Regions from separate parts of the Homo sapiens genome. Here region 2 is linked to region 1. A link is an interaction called in ENCODE POLR2A ChIA-PET data of the cell type or tissue named here. Cell type or tissue: MCF 10A. All regions are shown on one strand. Links, peaks and the distances in the headings refer to the core of each region. The heading gives the core; the rest is flanking DNA.

Region 1 (8,000 bases), core at 1-8,000:
TACACATTCTGATGACAAAGCAGACTTCTCCACTTTTGAGAGTTTGAAAAAACTTTTGATTTTTTTTACCCTGCATACATCCACTACCCCAACACTCCTCGTAATTAGAAAATATAGGAGACAAGTTTTTAAAACATAATAAAATATATGCGCATATGTACACACATATATGTATACATACACACACATACAAATAACAGTAATTAACTAGAATTCTGAGAATTTTTGTTTTACTTAGACCTATAGATGTGTAAAATTTGATGAATGAATGATTGCTTTGAAGGGAAAGGACCGTACCCCAGCTAGAATAGCTTGGACTAAAGCCAAGGCGGTGTGAATAACATATCTAGAGGGGACATGTTCAGAAGATGAACTGGAGAAATCAAGCGGTCCCAGAACACAGGTCACCCACCTCTATGTGGAAGAACCAGCTGTGAGTTCTAGCTTATTCCAGCTTACTCCTAGCACTTCCTGGGCTTAAAACACAACCACACATGGAGACTCACATGGCACCTGCTGAGAGAGCTCAAAGTTACTTAATGTACCCCTAAGAATGTTAATCTGAATTCCTACCTATTTGTGTCCAGGGAATGTGTCCAGGGGATCCCCTCACCCCAAAACCTAAGGACCCCCTTCCCAGCTCATCCAGGCTGCTGCAAGCCTGAGCAGTAACACAGTGACCCAACTAGGGAGAACTAGGACCAAGCACCTGGAGTGACAGGTCCCCACCCCAGTTCCACGCCTCACTTTTCTCACTCCGGATTTCTAAGCCGGTCCAAAACTACACCCTCTCCACAAAGAGGAGGGAGGGGGCACAGTTATTCTGCGAACCCAGCTCCTACCTAGACATTCACTTCGGGTAGTTTGGGGAAGTCAGCTTGAAACAAAAGCAGCACTTTCTCTGGATCCCAAGAGCAAGCCAGCGATTTCCTCCTCCCTTCATGGCATCCTCTGGCAACCTTCTTCCACTATTTCCTTTTGCTCAATTTTCAGCTAAACTTTCAAAACACTTTCCTATGCAACCGAAAATATGTTTTGAAGGAAGTCTTTGGGTTCTGGTGTACGGCCTGGCGCAAGGGCCCTCCCGCGGGTCTAAGGGCAGTTCAGACTCCAGCCATCATATTTGCTGTCCTTGGAGGGTGCTGTTGGTCAAGGCTGGCTGTGAGTTCATCACACATCCCCTTAGATGGGATGCCATTGAGGGGACAGAAGCATCTGACATTGGCCACTAAGATCTCCTTTTAATGGAGATTCCATCCGTCATGATACTTTAATATTCCTTTCTGGTAGCTAGCCCTTGGTTAGGAATTTTGTCTCTAACTCCACCGCAAATGATCAAAATGGATTATTTCCAGCCATGTGACTACTGGGCTGCCCAGGATTGGAGAGAAGGAACTAAAATATAAGAGTCAAGAGAGTTGAATTTTACCAACTTCACAATATGAGAATGGGTGCCTCGGTCTCCCTACCTGCCCACAAAGTATAGGATAGTTATTGAATTAAGGAGAAAGACTAAACATTCCTCTTTTTAGCCCTTGCTCTGACTCAGTAATTTCTACCTAGTGTTTCAGTATCATGGTAATTCTATAGATGAGAGGTCAGGCAAACGACAGCCACAGGACAGAACCCCACATATCACCTATTTCTATAAATAAAACTTTACTGGAACACAGCCACGCCCATTTGCTTTCATATTGCCTATGACTGCTTTTGAAATATAACAGCAGAATTAAGTCATTGCAATAGAGACGGTGTGGCCAGAAAAGCCTGAAATATTTACTCTCTCACCCTCTACAGAAAAGTCTGCTGAGCCCTGCCCCAGATAATGACGATGATGATGATTGCAACTCACACACCCCAGTGCTTCCATGTGCCTGGCATTGTTCTAGGTGCTTAGCATGTAATATCTCATTTAATCCTCACACCAAACCTTGAAATTATCTGATGAAATTATATCAACTCCTAGATATGAAAACAGAGACAGAGAAAGAAAGTTCAGGAAACTTCTCCAATGTTCCCAATTTAATAGAGGCTGGGACTCAGTCCAGGGTACTTTGGGTCCAGGAACCATGCTCTTAATGGCTGCGCTATGCTGTTTGAAAGTTCCGTCAGGCATTGACCTCATACTCGCCAGGCAGTGATTCCACTGACATTCATTTCACACTCCCCAAGCTGCCTTCAGATGCCTAATTCAGTCCCCAGATACCTCCATAAATAACGGAAAGAGACATCCCTGCTATAATTAACAAATCAGCACTTTGGAATGAGAATGATTTGAAGGAGCCGACCCTTGGGAGTCTGAACATCTTCGATCACCAACAAAATTGCATTTCTGGCCTCAGTCCAAGAAGACCCCAGTGGTTTCACTCACACAATGGCACTTGGCCTAAGTGAGGTCTTTCCTGAGACACCACCAGGCCCTCCAGCACGTGCTGCCTCCCTCTTCCTGGGGCTCTTCAAACCACAATCCTGGGATGACCTCACTTCCCAGGACTTCCACTAGGTTTTGACTTAGTGAGCCCATTGCAGCCATGGTAAGGCAAAATCCTTCCAGAACTAACTTCATTTTATCTGTTGGCCTCAACTGGATGTTAACAGTAACCTCTATTTTTTTTTTTCGTTTTGAGACAGGGTCTCGCTCTTGTCACCCAGCCTGGAATGCAATGGCATGATCTTGGCTCACTTCAACCTCCTCCTCCTAGGTTCAAGCAATTCTCCTGCCACAGCCTCCCAAATAGCTGGGATTACAGGTGCTGGCCACCATGCCTGGCTAATTTTTGTATTTTTCGTAGAGATGGGGTTTCACCATGTTGGAAAGGCTGGTCTCGAACCCCTGACCTCAGGTGATCCACCCACCTCAGCCTCCCAAAGTGCTAGGATTACAGGCATGAGCCACCGTGGCCGGCCAACAATAACCTCTAGCACATTAAATTCCTCCGCTGAGAGAAGAAATCACAATCTATTTATTTAAGCTCCTTGGCTTTGGTAAAACATGAATATTTCCATCCTGGAAGTGTTTCCTGAAGGATACCAGCCAACCAGCCATCAACAGCAGCTTTCAAAGCACCGGCTGGTGTCAATGTCCAACAAGAGGACGGCTTCTGAAAACAAGGCCATTTGAAGAGGCATTTGGGAAGTGTTCGTGCATCCTGATCCAACAGGCTGCTGGCTTCCTTCAGCTGTTGGCCCAAGTCCCAGTTTTGGGCTTGACTTAAAAAGATTGAAATAGTCCCACTCATCCACACACACAGAGGAAGATCTGTTGCAGCTATTGGATCTACCGGAAGTGATGCACTGTCTCCCCTTCCCCCATGTTAAGAGTCAGGGAGGGATGTATGAGTGACCTTTGACATCTGTGGGCTTGCTGCTGTCAAGATAAACCATCGTCTTAGCCCTCAGTGGAACAGGCATTAGGGGCTGAAATGCCCTCTGTAGGTGTCATAATCAACTTAACTAACTTAGATGGAAAATGGTTTTTAGATACAAAAACTTCCTGCAGTATTTTTGTCTTAAAATGAATCCATATGAAGAGCTAGAAAGATATTTAAAAGTCTCTAGCTCAAATCCTTTGTTTTGCAAACAAGAAACAGGAAATTCAGCAATGTTAAGTGATGTACATCTAAGATCACATGGTGATCTTTAATATAGCTAGAGAAACCCAGTCTAGTTATCTAAACAGAAAATGAACATACGCATTTGGTAAAGCAAATTCAGTGAAAAGTAGTTCTGCTCATCCCAGAACCCTTGTTCTCCTCCCCAGAGAGAGCCACACTTCACATTCTTTTATGTGTCCTTTCAGAAATATTCAAGAGTGATGTAGTTTTAGTATATAAACTTCTCTTCCACAAATCACCCAGTACATGTGATCATTGTGGTTCTAGCCCCAGATCATCTCCACTTATAAAAGTTGACCCAAACACAAGCAGCTCTGTTTGTATTGGTCAGACACTGCTGAGGCCCACACCCATTCTGCACATTTATTCATCTACCAGGCCTTTCATGGGTGCTGGACATGTTCCACAGTCATGGCTGTCTGCAGAACAAGGGTTCCAGCTGGCAGTACATGTGCTGCCCACGTAAAATTGGCCTAAATGAGCTTACACAATAAAACCCTGAGCCCCAGCAGTCACAAAGGGCATTTAGTGATGTTGCCAGTCAGGGTGTGTCCTGGCACTCGATACTTCACCAAATTACAGAAGATCCTTTTTTGCTTGGACTCAATTCAGGAAATAATTTCCCCTGCCAAGAGGCATTGAAAATATCTCTCCCTTGACTGCAGCAAACCCTCAGAAGCAAGACCCAGAGTCCCGGCACAGGGGAGAGTGCAGAGTCTGCAGCCACCACCAGAAGACCTTGCTGGGTTAACAGAGCAGCAGCCGGAGTTCCGCAGAGTTGGACAAGACACCATCCTCGGCCACCCACTGACAAACGCGGCACTAACAACTGCCACCTCACCTTCCATTTAACTGGCTCCCAAACGATGAATGCAAACTGAGCTGTCTTAAGTTAAACTCGCCTCTTTCCATGGCCCAGTATGGGTGGGAATTCTGCTCTTGGAAACTCACTTCATGCAATTAAAAAAATACCAGCACTGATAACTCAAATAAATAACAACATATACCCATGCCTTTACTACTATTAACTCAAACCCAGCTTATTTTTTTATTGTAACTTTTATTTTATCAAATCCAATTTAAAAGCAACCTTATAAATGTTTCTTTGGCAGGACTTTTCTGCCCAGGTTGGACACACTGAGGTATCTTTTCAATCCAGTGGCTTCTGGACTAAATCCTCATGTGTCATCTTTTTAAATAATTTCCTGTAGGAAGCATATTCGTTTTCACTAATTTAAGAACCCTGACTATGAGATCACATTCAAAATTTAGGTCAGCTGCCTCAAAAATTTTCACTGCTATTTGATGCTGCCAAAAAACAACAATAACAACAACTTTTAATAATGAATGGGGGCAGGGCCATTTCCATGGCAACATCTGCTTTCCCTTGATCTGCCTTTGCAATACATCACCTAAGGTGCCCTGCAGAGCAGGGCCAATAAATGGTCATGTGACCTGAGGGTCCCAGGGAAATTCCCACAAATCTACTTCAAGACCCTGCCATGCTGTCTAAAATTCTAACAGTAAGGAGTTTCTCCTTTGAAGGCACCTGCTTTAAGGTAAATGCTGTCTACAAATAGCAATCCAGGAACTTGATCCCCCAATAAAACAAAAAAAACTAGGCAGGATTTTGCCAACAAAACAAAAAAAAAAACTAGGATTGTGGGATCTTAGTCCCCAGAACTATTCAGATCTCAATTAAATCAGTGCAGTAAGCAATGCCACACCCTTCCCATAGGCTGTTGCCAGGATTAATTAAGTTTAGTATTAACTACATGAAAGTGTGAGTTCATCTTTTTTTTTTCACAGACTCTACAGGAAAGAAGAGAAGAAAAGACCAAGAACTAGGAGGCCAGTGTTTCCAGAGGAAGAGGATGCTCAACGACAAGGTGAAGTGGCCGGGAGCAAGCTTCGGATCCCTGTTTTGACTTCAGTGGCTCAGAGAAGAGGCTGTGAGTCACTCAGTGGTGAGTGTTTTCTCCAGGGTCACCCTCGGAAGGTTCAGGACGTTCCCAGGGACTTCTGAGCACAGGCTGCTATGATGCTTTCTCTCTGACTTCGCCTAGATCTCTGGCAAGCCCCGCTCTTTGGTTTGTGCCACCTCTGAGGACAGCATGATCCACAAGGTCACTCCCTGTTCTGATAGTCAAGCTTCCCTGTCAGATCTTCCACCTATCACGAGGTGTGCCCTGCTTCTCCTGCTCCAGAAATTGCTGGGGCACAATACATGTGCCGTGGTGGTTTGCTGTACCTATCAACCCTCATCTAGGTTTTAAGCCCCACATGCATTAGGTATTTGTCCTAATGTTCTCCCTCCCCTTCCCCCCACCCCGCCACCAACAGGCCTCGGTATGTGATGTTCCCCTCCCTGAGCCCATGTGTTCTCATTGTTCGACTCCAACTTATGAGTGAGAACATGCGGTGTTCGCTTTTCTGTTCTTGTGTTAGTTTGCTGAGAATGGTGACTTCTAGTTTCATCCATGTCCCTGCAAAGGACATGAACTCATTCTTTTTCATGACTGCATAGTATTCCATGGTGTATATGTGCCACATTTTCTTTATCCAGTCTATCATTGGTGGGCATTTGGGTTGGTTCCAAGTCTTTGCTATTGTAAATAGTGCCACAATAAACATACATGTGCATGTGTCTTTATCGTAGAATGATTTATATTCCTGTCGTTATATACCCAGTAATGGGATTGCTGGGTCAAATGATATTTCTGGTTCTAGATCCTTGAGGAATCACCATTCTGTCTTCCACAATGGTTGAACTAATTGACACTCCCACCAACAGTGTAAAAGCATTTCTATTTCTCCACATGTTTACCCAGTTTTCAAGTACCCAATACATTGTTATTAACTACAGTTGCCATGCTGTACAATAGATCTCCAGAACTTAATCCTCCTGTCTAACTGAAAAGTTGTATCTTTGGACCAAAGTCTTCCAACCCTCCCCAACCCCTGGTAGCCACCATTCTACCCTCTGCTGCTATGAATTCAACTTGGTTAGATTCCACATGCAAGGGAGATCATGCAGTATTTGTCCTTGTGTACCTGGTTTATTTCATTTAGCATAGCGTCCTCCAGATTCATTCATGTTGTCACAAAGAACAACATTTCCTTCTTTTATATAGCTGAATAGTATTCCATTGTGTATATGCACCACATCTTCTTCACCCATTCATTCACTGTTGGACACTTAGGTTTGTTCTACATCTTGGCTATTATGAATAGTGCGGCAATAAACGGGGTGGGGGGGTGCAGATATCTCTTCCGCATACTCATTTTATTTCCTTTGGATATATACCCAGTAGTAAGATTGCTGGATTGTATGATAGTTCTATTTTTAATTTTTTTTAATAAAAGAAACACCCCTAATTCCCTGAAGTGATTCCTTACTTATTAATCACGCATTGATTGACTCAGAGCTCATTTGAACCTTTTGGTGTTTTAGTCTGCACCACCCCTTCGTGACTGACTTCCACACACTTCCTTAATGATATTTAAACAGAAAATTCACTTTCTTTGTCCCTGCCAACATCAAGGGATACCCTCCTTGTTCTAGTATACTAAGTAAGTCTGATTTGAGTTGCTTCATGATTTTATATTCTCATCATGCCCACTCCTAACTTGCAGGAGTGAAAATCCCAGGTTTTGAGAAACTACCCTTGTCAGGAAGCCATTGCCTCCCCTGGATTCAGATCCTACTTCAAACATGCCCCAAGTCTAACCTGATGACTTCAAAATGCAGCCATGAGACCAGTAGGCATTTAGCGGGTCTAGACAGGAAACCCGGAGACCAAAACCAACCATCAGGACAAATGAATACTTCTCCATGACCTAAAATGAGTGAGCACACAGGGAAACCTCACCCTTGCAGATGACTTGCAAGTCTTCCACGCAGTAAAATTGCAAGCTAGTAAAATGTTTAAAAGCTCTGACAAAGTAGTGGAGAGTAGACAGGAATGATAGTTGTACTTCTCTGGAAGTAGTTTGAGATTACAGTTTTCCCTTAAAATGACTTCCAGAAAGTCACCTTTACTATTTTGCGAGATAAAGATCTCCAATCTATCCATGACAGCCCTGAAAAGAAACCCAGGGGTCACTGTGACCATTTCCTGGCAGCATCCCTCCTGCATTGTCCCACCCTAGTGAAAGGGCAGTGCAGCCGGCTGCTGTCAAGCCCGCATCCTGTGTTTACACAAAACCCAGCTTCAGCCACATTTGGAAAACTGCATGAACTTTGGGTTAACACATCTAGAAACAACACACCATTCAGCTAAAGGAAGTTCTCAGAGGCACAGTGATTGATTGGGAGATGTGTGCATGGTGTGGGATAAACACCAGACTGGAAGAGCTCAGGGAGAAGCCTGGCGAGGCCACGGA
Region 2 (8,671 bases), core at 1-8,000, 70 kb before region 1:
ATCTGATGGTTTTAAAAGTGGCAGTTTTTCCTGTGCTCTCACTTCACTTCTCCCGCCTGCCACCATGTCAGATGCACTTGCTTCCCCTTCCACAATGATTATAAGTTTCCCGAGGCTTCCCCAGCCATGTGGAATTGTGAGCCAATTATACCTCTTTTCCTTATAAATTACCCAGTCTCAAGTATTTCTTTTTTGGGGGGGCAGTGGTGGGGGGGAGATGGAGTCTTGCTCTGTCACCCAGGCTGGAGTGCAGTGGCGCAATCTCAGCTCACTGCATCCTCCACCTCCTGGGTTCAAGCGATTCTCCTGCCTCAGCCTCCCGAGTAGCTGGGATTACAGGCGCACCACCATGCTTGGCTAATTTTTCTATTTTTAGTAGAGATGGAGTTTCACCATGTTGCCCAGGCTGGTCTTGAACTCCTGACCTTGGGCAATCTGCCCACCTCAGCCTCCCAAAATGCTGAGACCACAGGTATGAGCCACTGTGCCCAGTCTCGGGTATTTCTTTACAGCAGTGCAGAAACAGACTAATACAGGTGTCCACCCTGCCAGCTCCCACAGCACCCTTGTCTAACCTTTCCCTGCCTCAAGAATAGAGGAGGTAGTGTGTGAGTACTTTACTTAGGTGATCTCACAAGATAAACCCCTTTCTCTTTCCCTCTTCCCCTTTCCATCCCTTTCACCTCTCTCCTTCTCCCTCTTGTTCACCATCTCCTTCCTAATCTCTGCCAAGTCTCATTCCTATCAACCAAGAAAGACCCATATGAGGCACTGTAGGCATATTTCTAAATTTTTTTACATTGAATTCATGTTACATTATTTTATTTTATTTTATTTTATTTTATTTTATTTTATTAAGACACAGTCTCACTCTGTCACCCAGGCTGGAGTGCAATGGCGTGATCTCGGCTAACTGCAAACTCCACCTCTAGGGCTCAAGAGATTCTCCTGCCTCAGCCTCCCAAGTAGCTGGGATTATAGGTGCACGCCACCATGACCAGCTAACATTTTTGTATTTTTAGTAGAGGTGGGGTTTCGCCATGTTGGCCAGGCTGGTCTGGAACTCCTGACCTCAGGTGATCTGTCTGCCTTGGCCTCCCAAAGTGCTGGGATTACAAGTGTGAGCCACTGTGGCTGTCCTATGTATAAACAAAGTATTATTTTGATACAATTTAAAAAGATTTCCCCTAGCCTTTTCATTTACCGTTAATATTTATGGTAAATGCTACTTTGATTTACTCTAATTTGTTTTAAACATGGACCTCTGGGTATGCCTCATTCCAAAAAAAAGCTAAATGTATTTATTACAAAATCTCAGCTTGCTTCTCAAAATGAGTTTCATGACACTTGTCCCATAAGACACAAACACAATTTCACAGATAATAAAGATAGCATGGAATTATTACATGTGCAGTCAAATGTCTCTGATTGATAAAACTTTGGCATTTTATTACATTATCCTTTGAATCAACAAACATTGCATCGGAATGCAGAAGTACCTTAAGGAAATAGAGTGAGTATACTGCATTCCATCTTTCATGATTTCTATGTATTTCAGTTGATGTTTACTCAGTTGATATTTGCTCAGCATGCCTATATTTCTTACTAAAGTAAACCAATTTCCCTGATCCCTGCTTTCAGTCTACAGGCATGAGCCTAAAAGACACCTTGGCCATGACTGGTGGGGCCAAGAATATTTGCTAGACCCAAAGCTACAGCATTCACATGCTCTCCCCAAGAATTTTACATTGAAATACATGGAGTTAATGCATATGTGTTATAGATGGAGTCAAAACAAAGTGTTTAGCTCTGAACATCACTTGGGAGATGCAGAGTGACTGTGTTTTCTGAAAACAAGGAAAGCCAGTTTTCAAAGAGAGAGAGAGAAAAGCAAGGAATGGAGACAAGAAATGAAGAATGATTCCTTCAGACCCTGGCAGACAACCTCCCTGGCTGGTCCCAGTTCTTCCAGAAACATGGCTATGTCCTTGCTCTTGGGTTTCACGAGGCCCTTCTGAATATTAACTACAATTTTTCGCTTGAACAAACCTGGCCCATACCTGATCCTGATACTTAAAATCACCAACTCATAACTGAGCGCCCCTCACTCACGCCTGTTAGTAAACTGTTTTTTTTAGATTCAGTTGCTATTGCCAGGTACAGCACTTCTCTATTTCATGTCCACTCACTCATTATTCTGTGCGCATGTGTGCATAGGAGACAGGGAGAGAGAGAGAACTGACACAGAAAACTCTGACTTCAGTATAAAAGTTTTAGGCCTGTATCTCAGCAGGCCTGACTCAGAAATGCAGTCTCTCCATGTCTCACACTCATTATGTTCTCATGAGACAGAGGCGTGGAATGCAATTCTGCCTTATTCGTGGAAAATTACATCTATAACTGCCAAAGGGCCCAGCTATTCTTATTTACTGACCAGTATGTTTTCTTCTTCCAGGAAGGCCAGGCCCCTGTGAGATGGACACATTTTTTCTTTGACCTTATTTAAAAGTATAGCATGGAAACCAGTCCATGGCCTTAAGGTGGTCCAGCCCCATGTGTATTGATTCAAAGGGTGATCTTAGGTACTGGGAATCCTATTTTTGAATGTATGAAACAAACGTATATCTTCCAGGGCTGCCCTTTTCTTGATTCTGGTTGCCTGGCAGCTTCACATTTTTAAAGGAGAGGCATCTATTACCTTGAGGTGAGGAAGATGAAGGCTGAGAACAAAAAAGTGTTGCATGGCTTTAAACTCCAGTATAGAGTTTAAATCCATAGCAAGACAACAGCCTAAGCAAAAATATCGTTAGCTGTAATATGTACAATAAGAAAAAAAATGCTGCCAAATAACTAGGACCTACTATCCATTGCAAGATGCATCCTAATTTCAGAAATGTTAAAATGTGGTTTTAAAAAATGTGCTAGGCTTTGTTGAGAGAGAGAAAATGGTATTTTTGAACTCCCCAAACTGGGCTTGACATCTCAAGAGTCATGGAGGAAGACTGGACCCATAAACCCTAGAGTAAGCCAGGCTGGACTTGGACAGTGGAGACCTTCTGACCACACAGCCAGGGAGGCCCTTCCTGTAGAGCTAGAGGGAAGATCTGCAGAAGGAGAAAGAAGGAAGGCAAGAGCTCAGCTCTGATGGTCAACTCCAGAAGAAGGAGTAGAAACTGAGTCACCGGGCTGGTGGAGGAGCAGCCTGGAAATGGCAGTCTCTTTCCAGAAGGCAGTGCTCAGTGACACGTGGCTCCACAGCTGCAAGGGCTGCCTCTGGCAAAGCGGAGGAAGCTGACAAGAATTCCTAGGCACCGAGGAGGGGGATAGAAGTTGCGAGAGAAACCAGAGGAACAGAAGATGCCTGGAGAGAAACCAGGGGGTTGGGGGGCGGACATCTGCAGGCAACAGCAAAGTCCATGGTGGTCAGCACCGGGTGGCTGGATGTCCCAGACCCCTGGGTCAATGGCATACAGTGCACAGGCTGCAGCAAGGACCCAAGGGCACAGCGTGGCCATTGACCAAGCAGGATGAGCCATCTCCCGGGGGCCAGCTCCATGATGACAGCCTAAGAGGGAAACCCTGCAGGATGCAGATTAACACTAGGGCCTGACAGGAGCAAGAGGAAGAGTCCCCAAGCAGCTGCTTGCCAAGACCAGCTGAGATTTAGAGTGAACTGTGACAGACATCATAATACCTATGTTCTGCTAAAAACCCGGATGTGGACCACATGTGCCGGAACTCATTTACTCTTACATTTGATCATTAAACCAATTTTTTATTGTGCGCACACCATGTACTAGGCAGTGTTCCAGGTACTTGAGGTGTATCTAGGAACAAATCCAACAAATCCCTACCCACCTGCAGAGCGTGGAGGGATAATACATGACAAACATAATAGTGAATGGGATTGTGTAGTGTGTGCAAAGGTGAATTGAAGAAAACAAGCTTCTGCTTCAGGAAACCTGAATTGAGAGCAAATTTGTGTTTCATTATACAATACCTGTTTCCCATCTGAGCCCCACATTTTATGCCGGAGTTGCCTGCCTCTGTGTGACACTGAAGGACAGAAAAATGAACACAACGCAGACCCTGTGCCTAAGGAATTGACAATTCACCTGTGAGTTTACACAGTGAGCTTCATGGAGGCAGGAATTGTGCCTTTCCTGCATGTGACAAATGTTTACTAAGCACCTAGTAAAATACATGCCAGGTACTTGGCACGTGCACACAATGCACACACGACACACATTCATGCAACACACAGCCACAGAGCACATGCAACACACACAAAACACACACAACAAACACGTACATTCACACCATACATATAACACCCATATACAACATATGATACACACTGACTCAACACACATGAAAACCCACACACACGTTCATGAAACTACACATGAACACCCACACACTCAAACACATACGCTCACACAACATGCACATCAAAGGTTTCATGCTAAAGACTTTTCACTTTTTTCACTTTAAAGACCACTGAGGGCTGTAGGTCCGATCTGGCCAAATAAGCACTGAAAATTAATTATACCGAGGCAGTAAATGAAAGCTTTGATAGCTCAGGGGGAGGTTTGGAAGGGGCCACGACAGAGTTCTGACAGGGGACTAATGACAAGAAGAATGATTTACAGAGAGTAGAGTGGTGGCTGCCAAGGAGGGAAGGGGGAAATGGTATCAAAATATATACATTTTTCATCATGAAATGAATAAGTTCTGAAGGGCCTAATGGACAACGTGGTGACTATAGTGAGTAATACTGTATCGTACACTTGAAGTTTGCTAAGAGAGTTGATTTTAGCTGTTCTCACCATGCATACACAAAACAGGTAACTATGTAAGGTGATGAATGTGTTAGCTTGATTGTGGTGATCATTCCATAATGTGTACATACAACAAATCCTCATGTTGTATACCTTAAATATACACAATTATTGTTTGTCAGTTGTACCTCAATAAAGCTGAAAACTAAGATAATAAAAGAAAATCTACCTATGGAACCAACAGCTAGTCATCTGCGGTTCTTATGTAACTTTTGTTTAAGACTCTTCAAACTATGTCCCTGTTAGGCTGAGAAAGCCACTGAGCACCAAGTGGATCAGGGATCCTTCCCAAACTGTGGTGTTTAATGAGTGCAACAACTGCATTCTGAAATTGCATCATTGGCATCTCAGTTCCAGAAGTTAATCTCATGTAGTTAAGTTTAAAACAATAACCTACTGACCACACAAAATTTATTTTCTAATTTTCAGCAGGCCAAAGGAAGAACAATTTGGTTTCCATAGCAAATATTCCAACTTCATAAGGAAGTACAAAGTGTTTTGAGAAGAAATGCCCTCCATGGACAGAGAAATACTTTTGAAGTGCAATAAAGAACTTACATTATCACTAGGTAGCTTGAATTATCGAAGAGAAGTTACCACCTAACGTCAGCATGAAGTTACAGTGTTTACCGCCATTACCCTCCCATAAATGTTTTCGTTGCTCTGCACAGCAGATATAAGCTCAGATATGCTTATTTTGAGTAATCTAAAATAAACGTGAGATAGATAAAAAACAACTATTTTTCCTTGTCTTTTTTTTTTTTTTTTTTTTTTTGAGACACAGTCTCACTGTGTTGCCCAAGCTGGAGAGCAGTGGAGCGATCTCGGCTCACCGCAAGCTCTGCTTCCCAGGTTCATACCATTCTCCTGCCTCAGCCTCCCGAGTAGCTGGGACTACAGGTGCCTGCCACCACGCCTGGCTAATTTTTTCCTATTTTTAGTAGAGACAGGGTTTCACCATGTTAGCCGGGATGGTCTTGATCTCCTGACCTCATGATCCTCCCACCTTGGCCTCCCAAAGTGCTGGGATTACAGGCGTGAGCCACCACACCCGGCCCTACTTTTCCTTTTCTATACCTGCACTCCACACACTTCTGTGACCAGGGATTGAAGCGATGTCAAGGAATACTCTGACACCAGCTGAATGACACCAGCCGAGTGTCCCACAATTCAATTCAATTCTGATACTAACTGGAGTTAGCACAGACCTCAGGTTAAGGGTTCAGTCCCACAAGACTGCCCCCCATTTCAGATACCAAATACAAGTGCCAAGTTGTCACCTATATGTCTGACTGACCAGCTGTAAACCAGGGTTCCTACGACCCCATCCTTGGATTTCATAATTTGCTGGGATGGCTCACAGACCTCAGGGAAACACATTTCCCAGCTTACTATGTAATAAAGAATACAATAAAGGATACAGAAGACAGCCAGATGAAGAGATATGCAGGGCGAGGTGTATGGGAGGGGAAGTGCGCTTCCTTGCCCTCTCCGGGTGGGCTACCCTCCACATGTTCAGCAGCCCTGGAGCTCCCCAAACCCCAGAGTTCTGGGATTCTTACAAGACTTTGTTACTTGAACATCACTGATCATTAACTCAATCTCCAGCCTCCAGGTCTTCCCAGAGGATGGGGGTAGGACTGAAATTCCCAAGCTTCTAATCTGTTCTTTCTAGTGACCATTCTCCTCCCAGGAGCTTCATTAGAACAAAAGACTCCCATCACCCAGGAAATTCCAAGAAGTTAGGAGCTCTGTGCTGGGAATCAGGGCCAGAGATCAAATATATATTTTTATTTTGTCTATATATATATTATATGTGTATATATATATACATTTCCTATATATATATTTAGAAAAATTATATATTTTTTTCTTGTTCCTTTACAAACATATTCTTTACCATGCCAGAGGACTGATTTTGACGGAAAACTCCCAGGAACTCACAGCTTTGGTACTCTTCCAAGGTCCTAATAAACTAAGGTAACTATTGAAACTCAAGCACTCGGAACACTGGGCAATGTAAACGCTCTCTGCTCAGCAGGCTTCCCTCACACGCAAACACCGGTTCTGAGAAATCCTTACTACACCTCCCTGAGGGGACCACACAGACTTGGACCACATCTAAACAAGCCACAAGCTTGCTTCAGTTCTCTTTGGAATGGGTGGGATTCATTGGAATACATTAATATGCAGGGAACAGGCCAGAAGAAAATTAGGACGGATATTCAGAAATAGCTCTTTGTGTACATAAATAACTGAAGAGCGATGTTGGCAGCTATTTAAGGATCCAAGAAATTGGAAGACACTAAACAATAATATTTGCATCCATTTTATTTTGTAATGTCAACAGGATATGTCCATGCCTGCAGAGGCCACAAATAGCACCAAATCACTGATGGGAGAGGCCCACAGTGACCTCTCACCCTGCTCTTTCCAGCTGTGTTCTGTCAGCTTCTCTTCCCTCATCCATTCATGGGGATGACAGTGTCCACCTTGGGGGAAGTGCAAGCATATGGACAAATACAGACCAAGTCCTTGTTGTGGTGGTTGGCACTCAGTGCTTTGCGTTGTTATTTGGTCAACCCAAAAATAGACAGAGGAGGCACCATGATTGCAGGCGTACCATAAGTACAGTAAGAATGTCTTCCTAATCCAAAATTGGACATGCGGTTTGATGAGAAAAAGGATAAACATGAGATGGTGTTGCCCAATATTTAAAACCAAGACGTCAATATTTTATTTTCTTACTTAGTCATGTGTCTCAGATTCATGTCATTAAGTGTTACCTTTTATTATAAAAGTCATTTTTTCCTTCTCCACTTATCATTAGAGTCTTTCAAACTCAGCCAAACACGTCACAATGGAATAATGAATGAACATGAGAACAGTAAGAAGTGGAACTCAGAAGTTAGAGACATGCAAATTTTATCTAGGAAAATGTTACGAGGTCATAAAGAAGACACCAGGACCAAGAGTAGAAAGTGCTAACGTGATTTCACCATTTCCCCCACTAGAAGGAAAAGTGAACCCAAGAGGAAGGAGGTTTTCAGCACGGGTGGATGACCTTCCTGCTGCTGTTGCTGTTTTGTTGTTATGGTTGTTTGTATCCTCTAACATTGCTAACACAGTACAAACCACCCAATTTAAAATCAGACTTAGAAAAAGTGATCTCAACTACACAAAAGTTGACCTCCCTTTACTCTTTTTTTTGGCTAATCACCAACAGCACTTATGAACTTTATTACAAATAAAATTATCGGAATACATGGAAGAGCAATTGGATGTAATAAAATTAATCCAGAAATGCTATTTGCAGAAGAGTCAGCCATTTATGCCAAAATCTCACTTCCCCTTAAATTTTATCTTTGTATTTTGAAAAGGAAAAGCAAAAGCAGTTGCCATATTTACTTGAGAGTCAACATAGCCAAAAATTGTTAATGCCATGCTAGCAATCCAGTCTCCTAACATCCACACTTCTTTCCATCTCCAGGGTTCACTGTTATTACTTGCCAAGATTACGTGGGGGAACAAGAAAAGCCCTTAAACTTTTTTCTCAGCATGGTGGTTGAAGAGAGACAAACAAAGTGTTAGAAGCTAGAGAAATGGAGAGATGTCGAAAGCAGCAATGCATTGGGGGACATCTGAACCATCTCGACCCAGTGCAACGCACCCACCTTGTCAATGCAAAGTTGAAGATACTGCAACTATGCAACCTACATGGGCCACACAGTGAGACAGAAACACAATTTCCTTCTAAATAATCCAGATTCGCCATATAAATACTGCTGAGCAAGCTCCTATTTGCCGTTTGCTGCAAGGTTGGATGTCAA

What was found. Peaks named below come from ENCODE experiments on the same cell type or tissue, not always from the same donor. Only the 100,000 strongest peaks of a DNase experiment are listed, where the experiment ranks them.
Region 2: POLR2A ChIA-PET joins it to region 1 with 5 read pairs; 3 of 35 experiments call an interaction of 5 or more read pairs at or near these places.

Annotation. Positions count from the first base shown.
Region 1 is chr2:102,046,293-102,054,292 of GRCh38, reverse strand. No RefSeq gene overlaps it. Among named protein-coding and RNA genes, the nearest start is that of IL1R2, 58 kb to the right of the region's middle. In MCF 10A, for the core only: no CTCF peak of the experiment used is centred there; DNase peaks (open chromatin) are centred at 4,082 and 5,602.
Region 2 is chr2:102,115,963-102,124,633 of GRCh38, reverse strand. It overlaps a transcript of IL1R1 not described here. Among named protein-coding and RNA genes, the nearest start is that of IL1R1, 22 kb to the left of the region's middle. In MCF 10A, for the core only: no CTCF peak of the experiment used is centred there; no DNase peak of the experiment used is centred there.